Regions from separate parts of the Homo sapiens genome. Here region 1 is linked to region 2. The links are chromatin loops, found by intact Hi-C in ENCODE. Cell type or tissue: endothelial cell of umbilical vein. All regions are shown on one strand.

Region 1 (2,500 bases), 55 kb before region 2:
TCAGTGAAACCTGGACCCAGAAACCAGAGTGCCCAGTGCCCAGAGGCTCCTGGGGAGGGAGGCTGCCCACCACAAAGCACCTTTCATATGCTCCAAAGGCTTCGGCCACCTCAGGGAGGAGGGAGGAAGTCCTTTCCCTTCACCCCCACGGATGCAGCCCACAGGCAGGAGTGGGGAGTGGTGGTGAGGTGAAACACTCCTTCTGCCATCTTGGCCAGGGCTGCCCAGACAGAGCTATGGGCAGTCATCCTCGACCCCACCCCACCACCTCCAATCCATCAGCATGGCCTCTTGGCTGTCCTTCTAAGACAGACCTCAGTCTACTTCCCTCCACCCAGGGCCCAGCCTAGGCCAAGTCACCTTTGCCCTCTCACCTGCCTCTCCAGGACCCCAGCTGGTCTCCTCTGCTCCGTGCAAGCTCCCGCCAGCCCCTTCTCCAGACTCCACACAGGCCTTTGAGGCCTAGCACCTTCTTCTGTCTCTAGCCTCAGCTGCCCACTTGCCCTCTCACCTCTATCAACCCTGGTCTCAGTAACCATCCAGTCTGCCATCTACGCTGGAGTATGAGTTGGCTGGAAGCACCAACCCTGGGGACACCAGGGTATAACTGTACTCTCTCAGCATGGAGGGAAAGGATCCAACCTTGTAAAAGGACATTTAGGCATCAGGTAAGGAAAGGATGTATTTCCAGGGGGAGGGAGTGGAGGGTAAAGGACAGGAGTGTCACCGAGCCCTGAAATCATGCCTGTCACTTTCTGGTGACTTTGCCAACAAGCAAGGTGATCCCTGATTGCTCAAACTTAACTTCTTCAATTTTGTGCCATGGTGATTAGCATGGGGTGCACTAGAATCCAGGACTCTGGAGACCCAGGCCCGGGTGCATTTTCTGCGTCTTAGATGACACAGACTGACTGAGACCATGAGAAGAGACAGGCTTTTCGGCCCAGATCAGAAAGTTCCTGGGGAAGATACCTAGGATACAATCCATCCAGGACGGAGGGTTGGGGGTAGGTGTTCAGGAGCTGATTCCCTTCTAGAATGATTGGGAAGGCACATACCAAGTTGTAACAAGGTGGCCTGGCTCTTTTCCTGGTCTTGGAATGTGGGGATGTCGCGGGGGAAGGGCTTGGGAGACTGATCTACATTTCAAAAGTAAAAAAGCCCCTTGCGTGGCTGACCCCTGCAAAGCTTGTTACTCCCTGCAAGACCTGGAGGGTCTGCAGCTCGGAGTCTGGAAGGTAGTGACAGTGACACTGCCATGTGATCAGAGGCCGGATCCCCACCTTTCATCCCAGATCAGCCATCTGGGTCATCTGCTCTTTAGAAACAAGCTCCTTGCTGCTTTGCAAGTTACCACAGGCCGGGAAAGAACTGCAGGAAGTGAGGCTGTGCCTGGGCTGCGGCCTGGGCTGCAGTGGGAAGAGCTGACTCAGCACAGAGTGGGGAGGGCAAAGGAAATCCCACATCTGTGTCCTGCGGCAAAGCCACCACGAGCACAGACAGGCTTGCGGCACCAGTCCTCTCCCGTTGCACGCCACACAGCGCTTTCCATGCATTAACTGCTTGCGATGTCACCAAACCATGATCAACCCATTTGACAGATGATGCTACAGAGCCTGGAGTCCGTGTGACTGGGCCAGATGGCACAGCTCACAAACACACAGGTGGAGCCGCTCTGGAGTGTCTTGGCTCCACAAGTCCTGTCTGCCCAGCTGTCTCTGGGTGACTCAGCACTCCTCACTGTTCCACACACTTCTTACTGTTCTTCAAACATATACCGGTGGTCCGACTAAGGTTACTGTTCTTGCTGTCCCCCCAAGCCTGGCACCCCTGGGCCCTGATGATCCAAACCTACTCAGTGGAGATGTCACCTCTGCAAAGAAGCCCTTTGTGACCATCTAATTTCAGATGCCTTGAGCTGTAGCACCTGCCACATGACCTGGTTATTTTTCCTTCTGGCACTCATCACTCTTGGAAATTGCTCATCTATTTGTCTTCTGACTCCCACACTGGAAGGTAAACTTCCTGAGAACCACAACCAGGCCTACTTTGTTCTCAGTCATATCACCAGTGACCACAGCTGGCACACAGTATGTGTTCAATAAATATCTGTGATAGAAAGGAATGAATGTAGCTATTCCACGCTGTGTTCAGAGTCAGCTGCTGACAGCAGGCCCTGAAAACTGCCCGTCCAGATTACAGAGTAGGAGACTGATTTTTGGGGATGGGAAGCAGTAATTACATCAAGAGAAGACAAAATACCTCCAGTGGAGGTTGGAGGAAAGCTGTGTTTAAGATGGCACACGGTGCCTCTCAGGCCTATAATCTTGTTGACCTTTTTAAACCCCAGAATTACCAACAGACCCTATTTTTCCTTCTCCATCACATAGTTTGGCTTTTCCTGACATCCCAGGTCACCTGTGGGACCCAGAAACTTCTCAACCTCTCTTCCTTGGGGGTTGCAGTCTGGTGAAATCTCTGAGCCACAACCTCCCTCATA
Region 2 (2,500 bases):
CCCATGAGGCAGGTGGCTAGGGATCCTTGCGGGGATCAGCACTCTATTTTGCATAGTTTAAAATCAATCGGATCAATTTCATGAAAAGTTATTATTCTCTCTGAGCCTCCATACCCCATAAAATAAACACATAAAATAGTGTTAAGAATACCTGCCTCACAGTGAAGATTAATGAGAACGCAAGAACAACCACAGTGCCTTGGACACTGTAGGCGCTTAATAAATGTGACTTCCCTTCCCCTGCAAAGTGCCTAGCACAGTCTTTTGCACTTATGAATTTTAGTCTCTTCCCCTAGAAGATTCTGGGGCACCAATAAGTGCTGGGCCTGGCAAGAGCCCACTTTGCAATCACAGAGTTCTGGGCATGTCACCACTGGGACATTCTCCAGAGTACCTGAGAGCATGCGGTTGGACCTTTGTACCTTCCTCCTTCCAATCCTGCCACCACCCTCTGGTCCCAAGTCAGCTTGGCAGAGCAAACAAGTCTGATCACCTCGAGCCAGCAGGCACTCCAATGGAGAGGCCCAGCAGTGGGCAGTGGACATCTTGGGTAATGCCCAGGAGCCCAGAGAGGGCGATGGTGTGCCTAGGCTGAGGTGATAAGGCTAACCTTGCAATGGAAATCAGGGGGAAAAGCTCAATGCTCCCAGACATTCAGGAGCCAGAGTCCTAGAAATTAAACAAATATATCCTCTCCTGAGCCATCAAAAAAATTACACTCCTGGGCTTCCAAGGGGCTTGGAAACAACCCAGTGGGTCTAGGAAAGGGTCAGAAAATGGGATTCTCATTCCACACACTCCCAAATCAATGACTGACCCAGGCCTACTGACCCCGACACACACATCCTGAAAATGTGCCCCACTCCATCGTCACACCCTGGAGAGAATGGCAAAGGTTAACACACACAGCTTGGTTTCCTTTTCCTGGGAAACACAGCAGTCAGAGGCCAGCAGCCGCCTCCACACACAGCCTGCAGGGGAAATGACCCCTGGGCTTCCTCCCCACCATCTGACACACTCACACCTTCCTCTCTGCTGTGCTCAGCAAAGCTCAACTTTTGACACAAGGCAAATAGCTGTCATTAGAAATTTCGTTGCTTGAGAGAGACAAGAACAATCATTTTGGAGAGCTTTTCGGCAATTTCTGTCGCCAAACTTGCATTCCCTTTGACTCAGCAATTTGACCGCTAAGAATTTATCCACACAATTGTGTGTATGCATGTATGTGTGTGTATATATGTGTGTGTGTATGTATATAAAGATAAGGAATATTGAATGTCTATTGATAAAAAAAGGTCAAATAAATTATGGTTCATATACCTACTAAAGATAAGGTGGACTTTTCTATATCATTATGGGAAAAGGTTTATAGTATCTTGAGAAAAGAAAAAAAAGATTATAATGCTATGTATACCATATGATTAAATCTATCTGGGGGATGGATTGTATGGGGGGAAGTTTGCATATGTGTGTGTCTATGCACATTAAAAAGAAAAAAATACAACAAATTGATAATCATGGTTATTTGCATGGAATGAGAGAGAGGAGAAATGGGAACAGTTTTGCTTTCTACTTTATAGATTTCTTTTTTTCTTTTTCTTTTTAGAGACAGAGTCTCGCTCTCTTGCCCAGGCTGGAGTGCAGTGGCACAATCATAGCTCAATGCAGCCCTGACCTCCTGGGCTCAAGAAGTCCTCCCCGCTCAGCCTCCCCAGTAGCTGGGACTATCGGCATGTGCCACCATGCTTGGATAATTTTTTAATTTTTTTGTAGAGATGGGGTCTTGCTATGTTGCCCAGGCTGGTCTCAAACTCTAGGCCTCAAGCAATCCTCCTGCCTCAGCCTCCCAAAGTACTGGGATTACAGGTGTGGGCCACCGTGCCTGGCCAACATTTCTATATTATTTCATTTCTTTTGAACATGTATAGCTTTCATAATCTCCATCTTAGAAAATAATTGAGTCCTCTTAGCCAGTCCTCTGGCTCATGCCAGCTCCTGGATGTTGTGCTGACATCCAGCATTTGCTCATTCTTGTGGGGCTGTAGGGAATTTCAGGTTCAATGCTGAGCTCTTGAAGCCAAGGTCTACAACCCTGGCTGTACATTACAATCACCTGGGGTGCCTTAAAAACACTACAGGATTTAAATCAGAATCTTGGAAGGTGGGGTAGGCACTGATAATTTTAAGAGCTCCCCAGGTGGGTCTACGGGTTGTTCCAGGGTTGAGAACCACTAAGCTGAACCAACATCAAAAAGACCACTGGACTAGCTAAAAAAAAAAAAAAAACAACAAAAAAAAAACCACACCCTTTTAATAGAAAGCAATATTACAGAGTAATTTGTACTACTAAGAGTCAGCTCTGCCTTTAAGATATCTAGTTAGGGAGTTTGTACTGGGTGCTTTTTCTCAAAGTTCTGCTTCCAGTTTTGGAATTCATCAGCTCAAAGTGGGGAAAGCAAACAAGGAGACTCGAGTTCCTTCGTTCTGAGCTGTGGCTGTG

What was found. A loop is a pair of places that touch in the nucleus more often than their neighbours do. Peaks named below come from ENCODE experiments on the same cell type or tissue, not always from the same donor. Only the 100,000 strongest peaks of a DNase experiment are listed, where the experiment ranks them.
Region 1: a loop joins it to region 2, with 3 times the contacts of the local background. A loop is called at or near these places in 3 of 110 quality-filtered maps.

Annotation. Positions count from the first base shown.
Region 1 is chr10:103,756,481-103,758,980 of GRCh38, forward strand. All of the region lies in intron 3 of SH3PXD2A (SH3 and PX domains 2A), which reads right to left. Among named protein-coding and RNA genes, the nearest start is that of SH3PXD2A-AS1, 11 kb to the left of the region's middle. RefSeq lists enhancers at 1-104, 105-760. In endothelial cell of umbilical vein, no CTCF peak of the experiment used is centred here; DNase peaks (open chromatin) are centred at 1,421 and 1,961; H3K27ac peaks cover 1,050 bases.
Region 2 is chr10:103,811,730-103,814,229 of GRCh38, forward strand. All of the region lies in intron 1 of SH3PXD2A (SH3 and PX domains 2A), which reads right to left. Among named protein-coding and RNA genes, the nearest start is that of SH3PXD2A, 43 kb to the right of the region's middle. In endothelial cell of umbilical vein, no CTCF peak of the experiment used is centred here; a DNase peak (open chromatin) is centred at 962; H3K27ac peaks cover 924 bases.